Linked DNA regions of Mus musculus: all the other regions are linked to region 1. The links are chromatin loops, found by intact Hi-C in ENCODE. Cell type or tissue: heart. All regions are shown on one strand.

What was found. Peaks named below come from ENCODE experiments on the same cell type or tissue, not always from the same donor. Only the 100,000 strongest peaks of a DNase experiment are listed, where the experiment ranks them.
Region 2: it touches region 1 in a loop (2.5-fold over the local background); 7 of 42 quality-filtered maps call a loop at or near these places.
Region 3: a loop joins it to region 1, with 4 times the contacts of the local background. A loop is called at or near these places in 6 of 42 quality-filtered maps.

What each region holds. Positions count from the first base shown.
Region 1 is chr6:120,732,288-120,740,287 of GRCm38, reverse strand. Cecr2 (CECR2, histone acetyl-lysine reader) reads right to left here. Exons shown (of 19, transcript NM_001368706.1): 4 at 6,418-6,557; 5 at 5,626-5,730; 6 at 3,140-3,189; 7 at 1,963-2,132. Among named protein-coding and RNA genes, the nearest start is that of Slc25a18, 37 kb to the left of the region's middle. In heart, CTCF peaks have their summits at 3,366 and 3,569 (motif pointing right); no DNase peak of the experiment used is centred here.
Region 2 is chr6:120,662,403-120,670,402 of GRCm38, reverse strand. It overlaps Cecr2 (CECR2, histone acetyl-lysine reader), which reads right to left and starts at 4,089. Exons shown (of 19, transcript NM_001368706.1): 1 at 3,696-4,089. The coding sequence starts at 3,821. In heart, a CTCF peak has its summit at 4,449; DNase peaks (open chromatin) are centred at 3,202, 4,152, 4,302 and 4,812; H3K4me3 peaks cover 3,767 bases; H3K27ac peaks cover 3,018 bases; H3K27me3 peaks cover 278 bases.
Region 3 is chr6:120,576,154-120,584,153 of GRCm38, reverse strand. No RefSeq gene overlaps it. Among named protein-coding and RNA genes, the nearest start is that of 1700072O05Rik, 25 kb to the right of the region's middle. In heart, CTCF peaks have their summits at 2,232 (motif pointing left) and 3,948; a DNase peak (open chromatin) is centred at 3,943; H3K4me3 peaks cover 2,175 bases; H3K27ac peaks cover 2,215 bases; H3K27me3 peaks cover 759 bases.

The sequences.
Region 1 (8,000 bases):
GGTTCAGGTTGGCTTCCAACTCTCAACAGTCTTTCTGCCTCGGATTCCCAATGCTGGAATTACAGATAGAGCCCAGCACACTAGGTTTGTCATAGTTTTTACACAGATTCAATTTTGCTTTGGAGAAAAATATGTTTATGGTGGGAACTGGCTCAGACTGTAATGATTTTCAACTCCTTCGGGTGTAAATTTAGGTTTTCCTCTAAGAATAGATAGTTCTTCATATATAAGAATTTGAAAATAGTATGTTTTAGGTAGAACTCTAAGACTACTGATAAAATTCCTGATAAATGAGTTTATCTATCTTCAGTGATTTTTCAAATTTGGAACACATCAGACACCAGGATAGGTTGCAAACAATTTGGTGGGTGGGAATGTGTTCTCTAGAAAGGATGGCAGAAGGTTCTGATGACGAATCCAGTCATCCAGCACCTGCAGGAAATCTTACTTAACATACATTTTAATCACATTCACACAATAGTTTTCCACAAACATTCTACACGTTTGCAGTTTACATTCTTTTTTTTCTTTTTTTTGGTAGAGGCTTTAGATTCAGCTCAGTGAGGAGAGCACTTGCCTGGCACACTTAAGGCCCTAGAGCCAATCTCTAGTTTTGCAAAAACAAATTTGTTGCTGTTATATCGAAAATAGCAATATTAACATTATAGTCAAAATTTAGCCTTGACTTGATGGATTACAATGTATTTTTTATTTGGTGTGGAGGTAGCTCTCACATGCTAGTACAAACAAGCAGACACAGGAATCAACAAAGTCTAAGCCCGGAGGAAAAGTCCCACTTCTCTCTCTTTTTTTTTTTTTTACGTATATATGAGTACATTGTAGCTGTACAGATGGTTGTGAGCCATTATGTGGACAGTCCCACTTCTAACTAAGAAGCTATTTGCAACTGATAGCTGGGGCAGGGGAGGGGGTGTGGCAGGAGGGCAGGTATGCCTGTTTTCTCCAATCCGTGTCACTGGATTTATCAGTCCCTACTTGAAGAGCTATAGGCAGCAAATGGTTGATAGAAGAAGAGTCATAATCATCAGGGGTAAAGACAGTGATAAACTGCTGTTGCTCAGTTACATAAATCTCTACCCAATGAAGGAAGTTTTATGCAGTGGGCCATAAAAAACAAAAAACAATACAAAAAGACAGAAACATAAGAGGATGACCTAGAAGAGGGGTATTACCATTGTATATTATAAATAAATAAAAATACTAAGGAATAAATCATTGAACGCCAAGACTCCAGTGTCATCAGATGGAGCTCTAAGTGGGGCTTAACAAAATGTGTGTGTATGTGTGGGGGGATTGACACAGACAAAGATAGAGTGCACATGAGTGTAAGTACTCACAGAGTTCAGTATGAGCCTAGAGCTCGAACTACAAATAGTTTTGAGTCACCAAACATGGGTGCTGGGAACTGAATTGAATTTGGGTTCTCTGCAAAAGCAACATGCATGCACTTCTAACCCCCGAGCCACAATTTTGAATAACATCCAAAACATGAAAAGGGGGGCACAAAGTTATTTACTTGAAAATGTCATGTATAGGGTGTATGTAGACTGAAATATAGTTCGTAAAGTTTACACTCAGGTCAGAGAAACTACAAAACAGCTCAGGTGTAGTCAGGTGAGGAACTTTCACAGGTCTATAGGGACAAATGTTCAAAGGCTGACATTGTGAGGGCGAAATAGGTTAATTCCTAAAACGATCATTTTTCTTGGAGTGTGGGAGAGAGCAAACTTGGGCCAAGTTTTCTAGTAAAAGTAATAGGAAAACAAGAAAGCTGGTTCCAGTTTGCAAAAAGCCATTGTAAAGACTGCAGGCATTAGCCATGGACTTAGAAACATCATAAATGACACCAGGATAGGGAAAGCAGGTCCACACAGCTCCTACATTAACACCCAGTCCTATCAGGAAGGAACAGCATGGGCCTGAGCAGTAGGCAGGACCTACCTTCTGGGCAATCATGTTGCAAATTTCAGGCAGGAAGTCCTCGCTAAGGAGCTTGTAGAGTTGCCGCTCTCGGAGAGAGGTCCGCTCTCGGAAGCTCTCAGTGACCTGTCTCCATTCTTCTTCTGTTTGACACAGGAGCCACCAAGTACCTTGGCCTGGCCCTCGGGATCCTACAGAAAATGGATGGATTCACTAAAATAGAGCCTACACTAGACTTTTGTTCCTATTACCCTGGGTCATGACTCAAACAGAGGAATCATAAAAAAGGAGCTGCTAATCTTCTCAAGTCTGATAGCACGCTCTTTTCTTTCATAGAATAGGACCTCAATATGTTGCCTATGAAAGTGTTGAACTCCAGAGACTAAGTAAACCTCCTGCCTCAGCCCCAAAAGCATTGGGATTACAAGCACTTCACCCAGTGTCTAGAAAATAATATATACTTTTTTTTTGGGGGGGTGGGGTCTCATTATAGACTAGACTGGCCTTAAACTTGCCTACCTCTGCCTCAAAGTGCTGTGATTATTATACTTTTAGTTTTCCTATTATTATCATTGTTTGTAACCAGACAAATGCCTAGCAAAAACAAACAAGGAAAAACCCAAAACAACAACAAAACCCCTCTTATTGTGATTTAAAGAAAAATTTAACATTCTAGAAATGGTTAAAAATATATTATTTTTCTAGAAAAATGGTTTTGAAACTGAGATTGTGTACAAATTGGCTATTTCCTTCCAAATTTAAAACTTTTGGATACAGAATTAAGATCTAATCAAGGTGAGGTGTGGCATATTCCTTTAATCGCAGCACTTGGAAGGCAAAGGCAGGTGTCAAGCTGGTCTATAGAGTCAGTTCGAAGAAAGCCAGGGCTACACACAGAGAAACCTTGACTCAAAAAACTAAAATCTAATAATGCATTTATGTGTGTATGTATATACAAACATGCATGCATTCAATCCTTTCCAGGTCCCTAACTGCTTGTCTACGCAAATGTCTGTGGCATATACTGTGGCAGGTGACAGAACAGAACTAGTTCTCATCTTAAGTGTCTGAGATGGATGGCAGGGGAAAGGATGAAACAGGGAGCAACAAGCTGGAGGCAGTTGGAATCATCCTAATACAATGTATGACTGTAATATATGTATGAATCATGCTGAGAGACAGCAACAAATATCATTACCATTTCTTGTCTGTAGGTCAGATGTCAAGGAGTTTTCTTCCTGCTTTTCACTGAAAAACAAGAAAAAAGAGAAAATAATTAAAACACTCACATGCCCAAATTGTTTGTCTTTCTTGCAGGTGTGGATCCAGTAAACATAATGGTGGCTAGGACTGGAGTCTGTCAGAGTTCAAAGTTAGGAAGAATAATTCTAAAGAGAAATAAAACTAGAATGGATGGTGGGCTTGCTGCAGAGAACGGGAGTGCTGAGAGCCAAGTATCAAGGTTATGGTAGCACCACAATGAAAAGGGAAATGACAGTTGCGATTCTGGTGCTCTCTCGCTGTGGTTCTGGGCTACACTAGAAAGGAAGCTTACAGTTACACCCTTAGGAAGATGGACTATGAAACTGAACTGCCTCTGCTCAAGACTGTCACTTGCCAGTAGAGGGTAGTATAAGCCCATGTGTACCAATACAATGGTACAATGGTTCTATATCCCCAACATTAAGATAGGTATAAAACAGATTTCTGACTATAGAAGAATGTGTGGACTTCTCAGGAAATCCTTAAACAAATGCTCAATATATAGATCACAAGTGAGTACAGACACTTTCCAAAAGGAAGAAGGACCAGGCAGTTGTAATCTTAAATTTAACAGATCTTACATACTAGCCTAGCCATGTGATTTCTAAGAATTCTTCCCATTACCACCTTCTTGTTATTACAACCTTGCTATGTAGTTCAGGCTAGTCTGGAACTTAGGATCCTCCTGCCTTTGCCCCTCAAAGGACCTCCTTTCCCTCAGTCTCTCCTCCATTTTTGTCCCTGCAGTTCTTTTTGACAGGAATAATTAGCTGATCCGAGGCAGTTATATATACATATACAGCAGAGGACTGCCTGGTCTGGCCTCAATGAGAGATGATGTGCCTAACCTAGCTGGAGAGACTTGAGGCCCTAGGGGGTGGGGAGGCCTGGCAGAAGGGTGGAGGTGGCGGTGAGGTGCGGGTGGAGGCATTTTGTTGGAGACAGGGTGGAGGAGAAATGGGATGATGAGCTGTGTGTGTGTGGGGTGGGGGGGCAGAAAAAAAGAAAGAAAAAGAAAGAAAGAATGTAGGCTGGGGAGCTCCAGAGAACCTGGGGTCAGTTCCCAGCACCCACATAGGATAGCTCACAACTGTCTGTAACTCAAGGTCCAGTGGATACAACTCCCTCACACAGACATACATAAAAGACAAACACTAAATATGTACAAAAGAATAAGCAGATAAACTTTTTTTTTTTTTTTTTTGGTTTTTCGGTGTAGCCCTGGCTGTCCTGGAACTCATTTTGTAGACCAGGTTGGCCTCGAACTCAGAAATCCGCCTGCCTCTGCCTCCTGAGTGCTGGGATTAAAGGCACGTGCCACCACGCACCCCCGGCTACTTTTTTTTTTTTAAAAAGAAAGAAAACAGCTGGTCAAGCCACGTGAAGCAAGGCAGTAAGCAGCATGCCTCTATGGCATCTGCATCAGCTCCTGCCTTCAGGTTCCTGCACTGTTTGAGGTTCTGTCCTGACTTCCTTCAATGAACTGTGGCATCAAAGTGTAAGCCAAATGAACCCTTCTCTCCCCAATTTGCTTTTTGGTTATGTTGTTTCATCACGACAAGAGAAACGCTAAGATGGCCAGGTACCCAGGCACGGTGGTGCACATGTAATCGAAGTGTTAGGAAAGACAACCATGATCAAGGAGGACACCAACATCAAGTTCTGACCTCCACATGTCCACGCAACCTCATACTCACACAAAAATAGTAGACCTCCCTAAAAAGTAATGACATATAAAATATTTTATATATATTTTGTCATTGTGAATGTACATGTTCAAGCACCTTCTTTACTACAGTGGAAGAACTAAGCCAGATGGTGATGGCATACACCTTTAATCCCAGTACTAAGGAGACAGAGGTAGGTGCTTCAAGGCCAGCCTGGTCAACAGAACAAGTACCAGGATAGCCAGGGCAATAGAGATAGACACTGACGTTTAAAACAAAACAAAACCAAAAAACCAAAAACAAATACCCCACCTAAATCTGTAACCCAAATCCTTGTATATTCTATCAATTCACTATATCCATAGCTCACAAGTAACCCCAGAACAAATTTACCCCATTTTCTAGTGGTATAACACATTTTGAAATATACACTAAAAGGAATGTTTATCAAATACTATGGGTCAAGCACAGCCTTCATCTTCTTGTATTGCCATGTACTGTCCTGTGCAGTTTAATACTCACCAAATGAACAACTATCATCCAAATAAAGTAAGAGGCTCAAGCAGATAACCTGATAGATAGAGGTCATACAAACAGGGCTGCTTGATAATTTCATGTGGACTCTGACTCAGGTCTCTGTAAGCTATGACCTATGTCCTCTCTATGCACAAGTAAAAATAATAAAGATGAGGGGAAACTAAGGTACCTTCTAGTATGAGAGAGTCTATGAAAATGGAGCAATGAGATTTCTTACCTGGATATAATCTCCTCCTGTAGCTTTTTTCGCTTTGGAGGCCTTCCTCTTCTTTTGCCTGTTTTTCCAGGAACATTTGAGACATTTTTTTGCCTTTCACTTTCCCTAAGAAACAGTATCATTAAATAGAAATGTTCTGGCATAGTACTAACAACTAATATCATTTCTGCTATTAGTAATTACAGTGTTTTCTGCCATAAGGATATAAAAATGGATTATGCAAAATAGAAGAAACGGGGAATAGAGTGACTTCTCTTCCATAAGAATTTATGTGGAATCAGAGAAAACTGACATTTATTAAAAACAACCTAACACCTTCCTAGCAACAAATGGTGTTCATAACAGTAAGGAAGTCGCAATAAAGCCAGAGCATCACTCGCTCACGAGGCCACAGGAAGGAGGCCACCGCTTATGTACGAGGCACTTTGAAGGCCTTACTTTGCATCATACTAAGATTCTGCCATGGGATTATGGACCGTTGAGGCAGATTAATAATCCTAACAGGAAAAAGTACTCAAAGCTACTGTATTCAATAGTCTGTGGAACTGAAAAGGTTCTTATCTGGAATTTCTCCATGTTCCAATCATAGTATTTTTCACCAGTCTTGTGGCAGAGGCTATAGAGTAATTCCTTTGTATTTTTAGTAAAAAACTCTTTGCTATTGTATTTCAGGCATGCCAATACAATTAATTATGTCATTGAAAAAAAAAAGTGCTGTATGGTTCTGATATACTAACTTTCATAGCATTTTTAACAGAGCAGTTATCACAGCCCCGACATTAGAGACAGTACCTGCACAAGGAGAGTTCTCCATTGGACCTTCCTTGTACTGGGTCTTCTTTGTACATTCGTGTCCCATAGAAGTACCAGTAGAGTGCACCTGAATTGTCTTCACCCAGAGGTTCAACTCTGAGACTGTCTGCATCCAGACCCTATGCAAAAGGAGAAAGCCAATTTGGGAAGAAAAAAAAAGGGGGGAGGGGAGAGTAACAAAAAACAGGTGGAAAATAAACAGTCAACTCAAAACTTATACTCAGATACATATCGTATTTTAAAATGGCAATGTGCTTTATGTTTCAGGCAGATGAAATTCAGAGAGGCCTCTTTGATGAACAAGATGAAGAAATTACAAATGTTCCCCCCTATACCCAACCATGGCTTCCACAGCTGGCTCACACAGAAAGAGGAATCAAAAGAATTCTAAGACTATTTGGTTTAGGATTGCTACCTTATGTGTACTCGTGTGAAAGGAAGGACAATAACACCAAGGACAATCAGAACTTTCAATACAGTTCTCTCACAGAACAGCCTTATACTCTCAATTCTCCTGCCTCAGCCTCCCAAGTGCTGGTATTACAGAGGCTGAACAAGCTTGAACCCCTATCAAATTTCCAACCAGATCAACCAGACAGATGTTCTGAAGGCTTTGCTTCATGTAGTTTTGTACTAAACCTTTGCCATATGTATGTATGTACGTATGTATGTACGTGCATGTTATGTTTATGTTTGGGTGCCCAAGGAGGACAAACAGGGCATTGGATCTCATGAAGCTGGAATTACAAGCAATTGTGAGCTGCCCAATGTAGGTGCAAGAGAACTGAAACTGGGTCTTCTGGAAGACCAGTAAGGACTCTGAACCACTGAGCCATCTTTCCAACCAATACAGCACCTTATTTTTTCCAGCTGAGATCCAGCAAAACAATTCCCAGAGCACTTCCAGGCCATATGGGTCTGTGCTGGCCTTCCCACTGTTACTGCAAGTACTCAGCAGAGACTGCACTAAATTATACGACTGTTATGTGACTGTTACATTTGGATTAGAAACTACCTCCTGCAGGGCATGGTGGCGCATGCCTTTAATCCCAGCACTCGGGAGGCAAAGGCAGGCGGATTTCTGAGTTCGAGGCCAGCCTGGTCTACAAAGTGAGTTCCAGGACAGCCAGGGCTACACAGAGAAACCCTGTCTCGAAAAACCAAAAAAAAAAAAAAAATAAAAAATAAAAAATAAAAGTAGACAATTCTTGGGGCTAGAAAGAAACTACTTCCCACACTGAGTAGTGGCAACACCTTTACTCCCAGTGCTTGGGAGGCAGAGGAAGATGGAGAGTTTAAGAAAAACCCTATCACAAAACAACAACAAAACTGACTTCACTATTTGTGAAAGCATTATTCTACCTCCTTTCCCATTACATATATAAATAGGTAACAATAATATATATTTCTAAAATTGGTAACATCAATAGAGCAAGGAGGACAGAAGAATATCTTTCTCCAATGTTTTGTTTTTAAATTGGAATGTGTATAAAAAATATAGTTTCAAGTCTCTGGAGTTTGTTAATTACAGAAAAAAAATTCACTATTGTTTGTTGTGGGAA
Region 2 (8,000 bases), 70 kb after region 1:
TATGTTAACAGAAGATTTTTACTCAAGTGTCAGGATACAATTTTAGAGTTACCAGCTTCCCAATGACTGAGTTATTTTAATTATTTTAGCTGTATTTTGCTAAAAATTAAGCTTTATATACTATTCATGTCTTGTTTTGAAAACCAGGGAAGGAAATTATGGCAACTGAGCTACAACCCTATCATAAACTAAGAATCTGGAGCCACTGAAAACATTATTATTGTACCCTCAGGTTTTTGTTCTGATTATTTTAGAACCTTTATTTAAGGGCAGCAATTCATGAGTGTTCAAGCTTATCTTAAAATGAAAAGCAAAAAAGTAGGGCATGGTGGCACACACCTCTGATCTCAGCACTCAGGAGACAGAAGGATCTCCAGGAGTTGGAGGCCAGCCTGGTCTACATTGTTAGTTCCAGGCCAGCCAGAGCTACATAATGAGACTCTGTCTGGTAGAAGTAGTCTCAGGGCTGGAAAAGACTGTTCAGTGATGCAGTGCCTGCCTGGCAAGTGTGAACACAGAATTCAATCCCCAGCGCCACATACACCACAGAGTCAAGTATGTTGACTCTTCTGAAGAAATGATCAGTTTAAGGTTAATTAACAGAGCGCAAAAATATTTTTACATACAAAAATAAAAACATCACCACTTTAGGGACCTTAAGTGGGAGGTCTTGACCTCTTACAGAACAGCATCAAGAATCTTAGAGCCTTTCACCTGAGAGATTTTGCTTGGGATAAAAACAAATCCTTAAGGATTCCTGCTTTGTCAATGTTCTATAAATCCAAAGATTCAGCCTGGGAAAGAGGAGTAAAATGAGATCTTTCCCACAACTGAAAACTGGTGTCCTAAAGGAATGATGTCTGGTTTTAACTATTTGGTAATCAGTATTCTTCATTTCTAGCTTTTCCAGTGTAATTAGGACTTTCCATGTGTCTAGCAGGTACATTCAGCTCCTTACTGGTATATTTTTACTTTAAGACAAGGTCAGCCGGGCAGTGGTGGCGAACGCCTTTAATCCCAGCACTTGGGAGGCAGAGGCAGGCAGATTTCTGAGTTCGAGGCCAGCCTGGTCTACAGAGTGAGTTCCAGGACAGCCAAGGCTACACAGAGAAACCCTGTCTCGAAAAACAAACAAACAAACAAACAAAAAGACAAGGTCTAAACTAACACTGTTCTGTAAGACCTAACCCATAAACTAGTTGATGTTTTTCAAATCACCAAAGAAAAAACAAAAACAAATTTACTGTTAGCATCTTTGGGGAACTCTGCATTGTTGATGGATCAAAGTCAAATTTCTTAAGAGAATGAGAATTTTAGATATATTTCATCTTTCAGTAACTAATCAAAACCCTAAATAAAATACAGGAAATACAGAAGGGGAAAACCACTATCATGTTCCACATTTATTGATCATCTCCATAGGGAAAGGGAGAAATGGCTGGTAGTATTTAAGGTATGTACATGTTGGAATCAGGATAGTAATGTGCTGAATGTTGTTTCAAGTAACACACACTTTAAGGAACAAAGTGCATCTTCCAAGAAACACATAGGAGAGATGGCTCCCTGTGAAGGAAACTAGTACCAAGCCTGACCACCCAAGCTTGACTCCTGGGGCTCTCACCACCAAATGAATTCCCTCAAACTGTCCTCTGACCTCCACAAGCACTCCCTGACACATGTACACCCACACAGCATAATTTTTTCTTAACCACTAGAATTAAGAGACACCATGTCAAGTAGACCTGATTATTCACCATGTAAAGGACAGTAACAGCTTACATTTCCGAGAGGAATTAGGCCAACAAACACTGAGAACCTCAAGTTTACTATTTAAAGATAGAAATTAGAGGTTAACTTTAAATATGTTGAGTATAATTAAGACAAAATGAGTTTCCTCTACCTTTTTATCAACAAAATGGGAATACAAGGACTTGGGAAAGTGCCATTTCTCCAACAGTGGCGTTTTCAAATGTACTCAATTTGTAATCCGCACATCAATTTATTTCCTCTTGAAAGAAAATGGGTTGGGACAGGTTTATCAGCACCCAAGACAGCAATTGTCACAAGCACCAACACACACACACATACACACACACACACACACTGCAGCCATTTTGAACAGCAGGATTTAATTAGACTACTCAAGATTTCAAACTAACTAAAAGGAAACACAGGACATCAGAATCATTAATCATCATCTCTTCCCCTTTAAGATTCCTCAAATCGTTAATCTTTGTAGTCCGATTTCATTACAAAATTTCATCACAAAAATGGTCCTTACACTCCTGTTCAAACTTTGTAAATAAACGCTTTGAGTTGCGTTTAATTGCCAAGTTTCATTTTCCTAAAGCCTGGAGAAGCCCACGACCTGGAAAATCCTACCAACCTTTTCACTTTGTTTTAAAGTCCCTCCAAAAGCCATCGAATGGCCCCAACTTCAGTCCACATTCCTCTTCACCTTCCTAACCTACACCCCTTGTAATCGGTTTAGATTTCCAATTTCGTTAACTTTGCAACACGAGGAAATTCCCACGCTTCATTCATAGAAGCAAGTGATATTTCTGCAAACACAACGGACTTTAAAAAATAAAGGTGTGCGAAGACCTCAAGAGTCAACAAATTAAAATCAAGATTCGGGGGGGGGGGGGGTGAAGAGGCAACCACAACGGTCAGACTTCCCAAATAAATTACTTTAATTTTGATTACTTCCATTGTAAAGGCAGTCACAAAACTGAAAACAGTAACTGACCAACAACAGTTTCTTGTACCTTTGTCCCAAGGAAGAAAAAAAAAAAAAAAAAGGGTGATTAAGTCCCTACAGACAGGAAAAAAAGCAACTCAACCTGCCAACCAATCAGTATTTCACAATTCCTTCCAAAAATAAATGCCAGGATGCTGCTTCGGACCATCTTATACATTCCGTTTCCCACACTCCCGCCACCGTCCTTGTCATTAGGACCCTCGGATTTTAGTCCAGTTATCACAAAGCCTCGGGTCTTGAAAGCACCTTCGGCCTGGCCAGAAAGCCATTCCTTTCCTCCTCGCTCGCCCGGGGGAATAATGGTGGCGAAATCAACTCAGAGAGAGAGCTCCCGGAATACGGACGGCTGCGCCTTCCTCCGTAGAGGAGCTGTTTTAAAAGGGAGGGGGGCCCAAACTTTCCCTCCACAGTCTCGGCGTCCCGAGCGACGGTGAGCGACGGGCGGTCCCACAAGGAGAACGCCCCAAGCCCAGGCCCCATCTGCGCCCGCCCGAAGTTGACTCGAAGCGCCCGAGAGTTACGGGCCTCCGCAAGTCCGCCAAGTGCGACCCGGGCGAGCGTCTCCCGAGCAACGCCGCCCCTGCCCGAGGCCGCTCCCGCCCCGCCGCTGTGGCCCCCGGCGCGTGAGCCCGCATCGCGTCCCGGTCCCCGCCTGAGCAGCTGCTCGCCGCCTCCGAGGCTCCAGCGGGGAGCGCGCGCGCACTCTCGCCCTCAGACCGGCCGAGAAGTCCCGGGAGAGCCCCGGGGTCCCGCGCCGACAAAAGCAGGCTCGACCCCCGCCGGCGAGAGCGCGCGGGGCCACGGGGAGCCCGTGCCGGCCGCCAGCCTCGTGCCCGCCGCCGAGCCCCCTCGCCGCCCGCACTCCGCGCCAAGTCGGCGGCCCGCGACTCCCCGCAGAGAAGCGCGGAGAAAGGGCGCAGCGCCGGCTACTCACCTCGATCTCGAAGTCGGGCAGGCGGAACGCCGTGCGAAAGAGCGAGCAGAAGTGCGCGATGGCCGGGACTTCCCACCAGGAGCGGAGCTCGCCCAGCCCGGCCGCGCCGCCTTCCTCCGGGCACATCTCCCCGCCGCGCTCGCTCACTCGCTCTCGCTCGCTCGCTCGGACTCCGGCCGCCGGCAGCGCCTCTCACTCAGCGCGCGGCGGCTCCCGCCGCTCGGCGTGAGCTCAAGCGGAGGCGCGGCCGGGCGGGGGGCGGCGGTCCGACTCGCTCAAGCGGCCGCTGCTCGGGCAGCCGGCGGGGGCCGCGCGCTCGCCCCGTCCCGCCGCGGCCGTGCGGCCGCCCCCAATCCCATACAATATAATCCACTCAGCGCTGAGGAAAACAGATGGGGCTGGGGGTGGGGAGGGGGCCCGGCAGAAACCTGGGAGGAGGGGCCGCCCACGAGGAGGGGGCGGGGCCGGCGCGCACCACAACAACAACCCCGCCCCCACCCCTGCGCGGACAGCTGCACCGAGGGCGGGGGAGGGGGAGCGGGCGAGCCGCGCCCGGGGAGGGGCCGCCCGTGACGCGGAGGGGCCCGCGCGCAGCCCGCGGGCGGCCGGGCGGGTGGGAGCCGCGCTCTGCCGTGCAGGTGTTTGGGGCCGGGGAGTTCGGCGACTTTGGTGACGGAAGACAATAAGGGTCTCTCCCACCCCCACGTGGCCTCAGTGGTCGAGTCCTTTTAAAGGGCCCGCGGGGTGGTGCTCTTGCTGGGGACTCGCTCCGGGAGTGCGCACGTGTGGGATTTCAGTTATTACTGCTGTGGAGGGTGGCGCGGGACAGAGCGAGTGGGACGTCCACGCTGGAAACCGGAGGCCCGGGGAAACGACGCGCTTTCCACCTGTTCTTTAGCGCTTTTTTATTTTTATTATTATTACTATTATTAGCCTATCTGAGAACGGGACTTAAGGGAGCGCTAAAGTGCCTCGCTTCTCCAAGGGAAGAAGGTGGTGGGGCTGGTTCGGCTGGAACCGAGTAGGATGGAGGGGTAGAGTGTGGCGGGAAGGGTGGAGTAGGGGGGAGGCACCAATCAGCAGCCTAGCGGGAAGAGCAATTTCCCCCACCCCAGGGAACGGACACGTGCAGCCGCCCTGGAGGAGACTGGCTTTGAGCCCTCTGACTGCCCTCGCCGGAGCGGAGCGCGGCTGCTGCGGGCGCGAGTGCTCACAATGTGGCTGGGAGGCTGGGGGATGGGGAAGAGCCTGGAGACTAAGGACGTGTGTCCGGGTGGGGGTGGAGACCTGCCCGGGCTGCGGGAATACGCTCCGAGAGGAAGGTGCTCGGACTTTAGAAAAGTTAACTGCTATTTAGGACGGTGGAATTCTGTCTAAACCGGAAGGGGAAAAAATCACCCCCGAAATAGCCCAGAAGTTTGGAAAAACTACGTTGTAGTAGCGCCTATTTGTATTGGTCATTTGCGCTTGAGCAGTTCTACTCTAAGAGTCCTGGCTGCTTCTTTAGTCCACCTCGCCAGAAACACCGCCCCTTAGGTGCACTCAAATTCGGCTGTTTAGATAGGTACAACCCTGGAAAGAATAATAGGGAGCGAGTTTGTGAGATAGATGTGTAAGTGGGAGGCCTGGCTCGTTCCTCCTCCCTCACCTATTCTAATTACTTTAATAACTAACCTCTTGTGTCTTTGTAAGGCAGCACTTAAAAACACTAAAATCCTTAAGTTATATATCCAAGTGTGCCTTTTGTGAGCCAACTAACCTTAAGATACTTCATCTTCCCTCACACTGCCCTGTAGGTGAGAGTTAGCAACCCCTACACGCTATCTATCCCATTTTTATTTTTAAAGTTTGTTTTTGAATGTTTTCAAAACGCAGCTACTCTGTAGATACCTCATGAATGGGGGTGGAGGGATACAGGAGGGCTCCGTGGAACTTTTTTGTGAGTCTGTAGCCCAGGCTGGAGCCTCCATGTTTGACTTGCCCTGAACTGCTGTGCTCTTCATGTATCACACCATTTTCCTTTGAAAAGGGTTGCATGAAGCCCAGACTAGGGAGCAACAAGCTCTCTGCACCTTGAACCAATCCTTCCTGCACTTGCTGGGTGCTGGGGTTACAGACACTCTGGGTGCTGTGGCGTTTCTTAACATACTTGTGTCAAAGCCATTATGTTCTGACTGTTTGTTTGATCCTTCCTCCCTGGTCTCCCTGATCCTCCTATCACTCACTTCCATCTTTATCTTTTATCATTATCTAACCTTCTTAGCTGGCATCTCAGTTGTCATTACTATAGCCTAATAATAATTAACAATACCAGAAAGCAGAAAGATAAGAGAGATTTGGCTCCTTCTTAATCACTGTGATATTGAGTGCTCGTTATACCCACTACTCACCCCCATTGTAACTTCTCCCTCTGCTTATTCTCATGCTGCCAAAAGTCCTGGAAATGAAAGGTGTTGGGAGCCTGGAAGTGCTGTACTTCTGCCCCTTAAAGGGGGTCAAGATGATCGGGACCTCCTTCCTCTGAATGGATTTGCCTCAGAGGCCTGTGTCTGCTTGAATGTCCCATATGGGTTAGTGTGACACCAGCCATTGACTATTACCAATATGCAACTCTGTTTCAGTCTGGCTCTGGTCCGACGGTTCTTAGGTCCGACCATTGGATTAGACTGGCTACTGTTGAACAGCCACTTCCTGGACTTGGCAGCCCTGGATCCTTGACTCGGCTCCGAACACTAGTTTTGCCTTTCCCTATGCCTACCTGCTTCAGACCTGTCTCCTGGACTAACTTGGAATCTAGAATAAGGACCCCTGTGGGAATGCAAGTATGGGAATTCTTAAAACAATTGTCACCTGTTTGGATTGTTCCTTTTGCTCTTGATTTGTTCCAACCTAGCCCATTCTCTCTCAGATCACCAGAGTTAGCTAAGTCTTCCCTATACCATGTCTCACTCTTGTTCTTTTCTACTCTTGAGCAGTGCCTTTAACCTCCAGTGATGCTGAGGCTACCTGGAAATAATTCTTTTATTCTCTCTACAGCTTCCATTTCATAACCTCTTCTCCCTGGGTATTTTCCATTAAAGGGGAAATTAGTCCTGACAACTTGAGTTTGAGCCCCTGACCCCACTTGGTAGAAGAAAGAGAATCAAACACCATCTTGGCACACATGCACACCCACACACATAGAAAACAAAAGCATGCCGGGCAGTGGTGGCACACGCCTTTAATCCCAGCACTTGGGAGGCAGAGGTGGCAGATTTCTGAGTTCAAGGCCAGCCTGGTCTACAGAGTACAGAGTGAGTTCTAGGGCAGCCAGAGCTATACAGAGAAACCCTGTCTCCAAAACACCAAAAGAGAAAAAAAAATTTTTTTTTAATTTAAAAAAAAAAGAAAGAAAAAAAAGCACTCGGGAGGTAGAGGCCCAAGAATCACAAGTTTAAGTCTAGCCTCCACTACACAAAACCAAAGACTAGTTTAGATTACATGAGAATCTGTTTCCTTTTCTTTTCTTTCTTTTTTTTTTTTAAGATTTATTTGTTTTATGCAAGTACACTGTCGCTCTCTTCAGACACACCAGAGAGGTAGTTGCTAGGACTTGAACTCAGGACCTCGGCAAGAGCAGTCAGTGCTCTTAGCTGCTCTGTCATCTCTCCAGCCCACAGATTCTGTTTCAAAAACAAAATAGGGCCACAAGATGGCTGAGAGGATAAAGGTGCTTGTCACCAAGTCTGATGACCCAAGTTCTGTCTAGCAGGAGAGAACTGACTTCAGCAAGATGTCTGTGACCTCCATAGGCATGCTATGGTATGGTGAATGGATGCATGTAATCTCAGTGCTCAGGAGAATGAACCAGAAGGATGGCCACAAGTTTGAGGGTAGCCTGAGCTACATGGATTAAGGACCAGCCTATTCTAAACAGTGAGATTCTTCTATCTGTCAAGTACTAAAATTAAAGAGGTGGGCCACCATACCCAGCCTAATTTTTAAAAGTTACTCTATGTGTATGGGTGTTTACTGTAATCTTCTGTATTCTGTATGTGTGTGCTTAGTTTTTCTGGGAGCCAGGAAAAGGTGTTGGATCCCTGGAACTGGAGTTACAGATGGTTGTGAATCACTGTGTAGGTGTTGGGACTCAAACCCGGGTCCTCTGGGCAAGCAGCTCTCGCTCCTAAGCAATACATCATCTCTTTAAGCACCGCCATCACACACACCACCCCTTCCTAACCTACAGAGGCTCACTGTGTTTTCCCAGCAATCTTTAACTCACTATTTAAGATCAAGCTGGCCTCAAACTCAAAAGATGTCCTC
Region 3 (8,000 bases), 160 kb after region 1:
CTTGGGGGTAGGCAGATTTCTGAGTTCGAGGCCAGCCTGGTCTACAAAGTGAATTCCAGGACAGCCAGGGCTACACAGAGAAACCCTGTCTCGAAAAAACCAAAAAACCAAAAAACAAAAAAAAACCCCCAAAAAACCCACAACCCCCCCAAAAAACTCCACCTCTACAAAGAGACAGAAAAGTCTAGAACTGAAGCTCTTCCACCAAGACAGCAACCTCTAGTGGCAGGGATATGTTGATTGATGCCAGCCTCTAGGGTCCTGCCAACCTGCTCAACAATGGGCCTCGTGTCTGATTGATTTGTTGTTGTTATCAACTTGACCTAAACTAGAGTCGTTCTGGAAGACAGAGTCTCTGTTGAGACTATGCCTCCATAAGACTGGCCTATAGCCACGTCTATTGGCTTTTTTGTTGTTGTTTGGTTTTTTTTTTGACTGATGTGGTGGGATCCAGCCCCTTAGTACCATGGATCTACCCATGTCGTGCCACCCTGGGTAGGGTGGTCCTGGGTGATACACAAAAGCAGGCTGAGCAAGCCATGGGGACCAAGCCAGTAAGCAATACTCTTTTATGGCCTCTGCATTGGTTCCTGCCTCCAGGTTCCTGCCTTGATTTCCCTTCATGATACACTCTACGTTATAAGCTGAGATTAAACCCAAGTTGCTTTTGGTCATGATGTTTTCTCACAGTTGTAGAAACCTAAGGCTCTCCTGGCCCCCATCCATTTTACTTATGTGTATGTTTGTTTGTTTACATGTTTATTTACTTATGCATTTATATGTGGCAATGGTACCCATGGAACCCAGAGCCTCATTATGCTAAACATGTGTGAAGTTCAAGAATCTTTTTTTTTTTTTTTTTTAATTTTCGGAACAGGGTTTCTCTGTGTAGCCCTGGCTGTCCTGGAGCTCACTCTATAGAACAAGTTGGCATCGGACTCAGAGATCTGCCTGCCTCTGCCTCCCAAGTGTTGGGATTAAGTGTTGCCCCTTGTTTAGAAGAAAAGTGTTAGAGGGTGTCAACCCTCCCCCTCTGCAGCGACACCCCGCAGAGTCTCAGTTCCCACTCCCCTGAAAAGGGCAGAAGTTCTTCAGCTTGCCGGAGAAGGCAGGCCTGTAATTCCAGCTAGTAAGGAAACCTGGGACGGCTGGCTCGAGCCCAGGTGAGTGAGACCCTACCTTAAAAATGAAAAAGGATTTTTAAAAAAAGGACTGATGACCACAGCTCAGTGGTTGAGTTTAGAGTGTTTAGAAATAGTGAGCCCCTAGGTTCAGTTGTTTCTGGGCTTACATTTTATATCCAAAAGGATTGTACTAGTTTTGCTTTTTAATTTTTTAACTTTTTTTTTTATATCCCATTTCATGAGTTTGGGTGTTTTGCCTGTATGTGTGTCTGTCTGTACACCCCTTGTGTACCTGGTGGGCATAGGATCCCCAGGAACTGGAATTACAGACAGTTGTGAGCTGCTGTGTGAGGTCTGTTAATTGAACTCAGGTTCTCTTTAAGAGCAGCCAATCTCGCCAGCCCTGCCCCTCGCCTGCACACCCCCTCCACACCCCCCCCCCCTAGTCCTCAGAATAAAAAAAAAAAGAAAGAAAGTAGGACATTGAGGAAGTCCAGTAAAAAGATGCTTTGGCTTTGGCTTTCACATACCTTTGTGCACCTTTGTGACTGTGTTTTTGCAGTGGTGGGGACAGAACCCACAGTGTCATGAGCACCAGCATGCATTCCACCAGTAATCTATAAATGAGGTATATCTATGGGGCTGGGGAGAGATGGCTCAGCAGTTAAGGATACTGTTCTTACAGCGAACCCAGGTTTGGTTCCTAATACAACAGGGTGGCTCACAACCATCCATTGTAACTCCAGTTCTAGAGGAGCTACTTCCTTCCTCTGACCTCAGCGGGCACCAGACAGGCGTGTAGCACAGACCTACATGCAGGCAAAACACTTACACAACACGTTAAAATAAACAGCAGGGCTCACATCTTCAATCCCAGCACTCAGAGGCAAAAGCGGGGGATCTCTGTGGGTTCAAGGCTAGCACGGACTAGCAGGAGAGTTCCAGGCCAGCCTAGTGAAAAACCCTGTCTAAAAATAAATAAGTGCTGGTGAGATGGCTTAGCAGTGGTTGAGAGCTCTGACTGCTCTTTCAGAGGTCTGGAGTTCAAGTCCAGCAACCACATGGTGTTTGACAACCATCTATAGGGGGATCTGATGCCCTCTTCAGGCAGGCAGATGTATGTGCAGCAGAGCACTCATACATTAAATAAATAAAATTTAAAATAAATAAATAAATAAATGACTAGCTAAATTATGAGGCAGGTCCTTTTTTATTTAAAAAATTTCTATTAATTAGTTAACTAGTCAATGAATTGTGTGTGTGTGTGTGTGTGTGTGTGTGCACGGTGGCCAGCACCTTTAACCTCTGAGCTCTCGTCAGGGCCCCCTTTTGCAGTTTACCAGTGAGAAAACTAAATCTGGGGGTCTGAGGAAGTTGAAGTCTCTCCTTCAAGGCCAGAAAGCCTTGACTGTCGTCCTGCCCAGCCCTGTGCTAAGTTGGTCTCTTGGCTGCTTACCACACCAAACAGCATTGTGCGTTCAAATACCTGATGACAGTCTGGGTGAAGCTCAGTGGCGGGGCCTTTGCTCCGCATATGCAGTGCAAGGCCCAGCTTTGCCCTCCAGCACAAAGGGATGGGAGGTTCGAACAAATGAAAGGCAGGCTTGGGTCCTTCAAACACAAGCCCTTCTGCATAAACTGTAAAGACAAATTTATGAGGAACTAGAGGCACAGCGCGGGGAGTGTTGGGGGCCTGGGAGGTGGGAGGGTGGAGTGGGGGTGCCAGGGGGGTGAGGGTGTAAGGACAGAAAAACAGGGTGGGGGGCACCAAGTTTTATCATCTTAAGCTTCTCACAGTTGAGGTGGCTGGCAGTGCAGGGTTCAAGCTGTGAATTGCGCTCAGAGCCTCTAGGGTATCTCACCAGGCAGCTTAGGGCACACACTTGCTCCCTGGGAAGAGGCACTCTGGAGTTCCTCTCCTGTGTCCCCAACTAATGGGACCTTCTGTTAATGCCTGCCATTGGCGCTGGGGACCTATTAAGCCCTAAGCTAACTTAGGGCTTCTGACTACCAAACCCAAAGTGTGTTGTCACAGGGACACACCAAGCACAATAATATATGTGATATATGTAACATGTGTCAGAGCACATCATATATATGCCTCTCTTCTGCACTATCAAGTATTACAAGAGGTGACTTGACTTTCTCCCGGGTGTTTTCCAGAGCCCTCTATCCCAGAGCCTACTTCCCCTGCAGTCTGGAATGGAACTGGACCCCTGAGGGCTCCTCTGTACAGATTAACCCTTTCCTTTCACTCTTCCTGTCCCTAGCAAAAGGGCTCTGGGCCAAATGGCCAGACACTGGCTCCAGGGCTGGCGGATGCCATAAACCTGTTTTCCTTGGGGACTCCAGAGATCCATGCCTGACTTTCAGAAGCACAAACGTTTTGTTTGAAATGGCCTCGGGAGGAGAGAGAGAGAGAGAGAGAGAGAGAGAGAGAGAGAGAGAGAGAGAGAGAGAGAGAGAGAGAGAGAGAGAGCGCACAGGGCTCCAGACACGTGTTCCTCATTTGCCATTGGTGGGGCACAGGGGCGGCGGAGGGGCTGGGGGGGGGGGCGTGTTGCGGAGTAAGTGCCAGCAGGAGAGAGGCAGACTGCAGCAGCTGCTGCCGCCACCATGCCACCAGGGAGTGAGGCTTCTGGGGGGAATGGAGGGAGAGAGTGCACGGAAGAAGGGGTGGGACTTGGGGACGAGGGCGGTGTCACTGGGGAGGAGAGAGCAGGTGGTGGCTTGTTTATCTGCTCAGCTGTTTTGTATCTCTGAGCCTGAGCGCCAGAGACTGAGACCAGAGCAGCTGGGAGGAGGGAAAGCGGTGCAACTAGGAGCCCTAGTGGTCTTTTGCCTTAGTTACAGGTCTCGAAACCAAAGCAGAGCCGCCGGAGGGAGATCCACGTGGGTGCTGTACTCCCTCCTCTGTCTGTAGGGTTGCTTGCGGCCCATATGCTCACTTCTGCCGTGCAGACACCCTGGCAATGCCCTCTTGCACAGTGCAAAGGTTTTCACTGGGTAGTCACCCCCTGGGCTGACACTGGCACAAATGCAATGTAAATATCCCTGGGTCTCACTGGCACAGTCTTATACGTTAATTGGCATGGCCCTGGGGGTGGGGCGGGCAAGTCTGCCAGCTCCTAGCCTCGGTAGCAACCCAGCCTGTTCCAGTGGATGCCATCTGGGTGCAAACAGGTCACCACCCCAATTTCTGCCCGGTTTGTCCCAGCATCTCCGTCCATAGGCAGGGACTTCCCCTCTCCTGTACATATATAGTCCAAGACCAACGGAGTTACTAACGGGTCCCCTTCACACCCCAGTGCCTCTGTCTCATTTGCATGCTAAATTGTTCAGAGGCAAAGCTCCAGCTTAGTTTGCCCTGCCGCCTTTTGACCAGGTTAATAAACACAGCGGCTTTAGCGCAGGAGCGTTTGGGAGGGAGTCCACCTTAATTACGGTAGTTTGAGAGTTCACTCGCTGTCTCCGCGGCCCTTCCTCCAGCTTTGTTCTTGTTTGTTTGTTCAAATGAGAACGTTTTTGGAGACTTTGGTGCCCGAGTCCCTCCCCTCCCCATGAGGATTGCCAAAGGTCTCTTTCTGCCTTCCTCATGGAGCACAAAGCCAGGATGGCTCCGCTGACAAAGGGTCTGCTCCCCTGGCACTGGGCCTAGGGGTTAGGATGGGGTAGAAAATGCAGATGCCTGTGGGGCTCTTTTAAGCTGCCAGTTTAAAGACACATACAAGCTCATGCTCGCGCGCGCTCACACACACACACACACACACAAACCACCCCACAAGCCACCCATGTACCAAGGGCTGCTGAGCACTGCTCCTCTGACCTCTCTCACCTGTGTCCGGAGGGGGCAGGGCAGGAGGGAAGCTTGCTCAGCCTGTTCAGCCTATGGATGTGCACAGCCACGGCCTTGGTTTTGGGATAGGCTGACTGTGGAAGCTCAGGGATACAGGGGCAGTTTGCAGCTCCCAGAGGCTAACGCTGCTCTTACAACTTTGGTGTTTTGGAGCCATGTTCCCAGGGCTGGATCCTCCCGTGTAAAGAAACAGGATTGTGCCTCTAAGCCCACCCTTTCCCACTTTACAGATACGCTGGCTTTTAGAATGCCAGTTTCCTTGTCTCTAGCCCATTTCCTTTTCCAGACACAAGGCAATCCAATGAAAGTTCTCTCTTCGTGGCAGCAGGTCCCACAGCTAGCCTGTTTAACTGTCTGTTCTTCAACCCCCGCAGCTTTCGGCCACCCTATTGTCGTCTGGTCAGTGACAGCACCTCCACCTTCCTTCTACACCAAGCAAATTCTCTAGTCTTCACTTATGAGAGATCAGAGCTTCAGCTGGCACCCAGTCAATTGACCGGCCAGCTTGGTTTGCAGTGCTGGGGATGGAACCCACAGCCTGGCTCATGCCAGATAAATGCTCTACTCTTGAGCTATCCCCAGCCCTTGTCATTTTGTTTGTTGAGACAAGGTCTCAAGTACCACAGGCTGGCACTAGATTTGATATGTAGACCAGGCTGGTCCCAAATTTGTGGGCAGTCTGACTCATCCTACCAAAAGGTGGGATCGCAGTCACACACCACCCCAGCCTGCCCCTAAAAACAAACAAACAACCCAAAAAAACTTCATTCTTAGATATGGGTAATTGTCAAGTAGTTTTGGTAGAACCCAAGGACTCAGATTCAAGCCTAGTGTGCCACTATACCAGGCTCTGAATAAACTACCAACAGGAGGCTTTTTCCTCATTCAAATCTGTCTCTGAAAGTGGGATTTTATCTTTCATCTTCACAATACTGTTACTGTTCGCTCCTAAATAATTTTTATTTTTAAAATGCTTATTTTACTTTATATTTATATCCTTTTTGCCTGTATGTAATGTATGTCTGTGTGCCATGTGTGTGTGTGTGTGTGTGTGTGTGTGTGTGTGTGAAGTGCCCTTAGAAGCCAGGAGAGGGCACTTTATCCTGGTGTTAAGGATGGCTGTTACCCACCCTTGTAGGTGCTGGGAATTAAACTCCAAACCTCTGGAAAAGCAATCAGTGTTCTTAACTGCTAAGCCATCTCTCCAGTCCCGATCTCACTACAACCACTGCCACCTCCACTACCACCCAACCATCATCAATACCATCATCACCACCTACCACTGTCATCACCAATGGCAGCCATCTTCAAGCAAGTTATCAAAATTCTCTCTCTCTCTCTCTCTCTCTCATTCTCTCTCTCTCTCTCTCTCTCTCTCTCTCTCTCTCTCTCTCACACACACACACACACATACTACAAAGGAAAAAGAAGAGAAACATATCCCCCCACCCCCACCCCCCAAGATCTCCAGGAAAGTTAGGAAGTGGAGTTGTTCCTTTGGCCAGGTGTCTGTGAATCTACAGGAAGTCACTTTTTCTGTAAGCATCAAGGTAGCAGGCACTGTTCAAAAAGGAATGTCTTGTAAATGTTACTATGACATCACCCAGCATGCTGTGGGCATCCTTGCATGCAAGCAAGTGAAGGGCAAGATGCTTGCCGAGAGAATTAGTGTGCAGATTGAGCATATGGACCACTCTAAAACAACATCCTGAAGTGTGCCAAGAGAAACGATCCGACCACACCCAATGCCAAAGAGAAGGGCACAGGAGTCAGCTGGAGCTGCCCCACTAAGAGAAACAGTCTTCTTCTTCTTCTTCTTCTTCTTCTTCTTCTTCTTCTTCTTCTTCTTCTTCTTCTTCTTCTCCTTCTCCTTCTCCTTCTCCTTCTCCTTCTCCTTCTCCTTCTCCTTCTCCTTCTTCTTCTTCCTTCTCCTTCCTCCTCCTTTTTCTCCTTCTTCTCCTTCTCCTTTTTCTCCTCCTCCTCCTCCTCCTCTTCTTCTTCTTCTCCTTCTCCTTCTTTTATGTAAGTTATACATATGAATGCTCTGCTGCATGTAAACCTGCATGTCATGTCAGAAGAGAGCATCAGAGCTTCTGGGTGCTGGGAATTGAACTCAGGACCTCTGGAAGAGCAGCCAGTGCTCTGAACCACTGAGTCATCTCTCCAGCCCAAGAAACACACTTCTTTGTGGGGACGAATGAGGAGCCTAAGCAACTGAGTCTGTTCCCCCTGAAGTCATGGCCTAGACTACAAAGTGTTGTTCTTAGAAAAGATGAAGACAATGTAAACAGTAAAGTAGTGTGTTTATGATTGTGTGCAACCTTGGGGTAGGAACTGCCATTATGGCCATTAGGTCTGGTAGGTGGGGCCTGGCCTTTGGAGTTCCCAAGGGAACAGGGCCTTGCTGGTGGAAGCTTGGTGTACCTCAGTGAGTCAAAGTAGTCAGGACCTGGAGGTCTCTGGGAGCAGGTTTACAAGGGATCTGTAGGAGCCTCAGGGAAAGCCCTTCTGCCAACTGGGTTGATGTGAATATCCAACATTCCTCCCTTTTTTGTTTACTAAAACAGTCAGTGACCAGGGAAGGAGGCAACATTATCTTTAGACTGGTTCTTGCCTAATGGGAGCATCAAAGTCCTTTTGGGACAAGCTTGATCTTTGCCACCAGGGTATATAGGTGTCACAGGCCTCTGGTTCCATAGCTGGGGGTTGGTAATCCTGTACTAGCAACGGATTAAAAGTCTTCTTAGAAATCTTTTGACTCTGTTGTTGAAAAAAATCTAGATAGGAAGTTTCTGAGGCAAGAATAGTAAGATCAAGAAAAAGAGGAGGGGTGGGGGTTAGGAAGGAGGATAGCATGGCACTGGTCAGTACACATCTTTAATCCCAGCACTTGGAAGGCTGAGGCAAGTGGATCACTGAGTTCAAGACCAGCCTGGTCTACAGAGGGAGTTTCAGGACAGCCAGGGCTACACAGAGATAACCTATCTCTTAAAAAAAAAAAAAAAGGCCGGGTGGTGGTG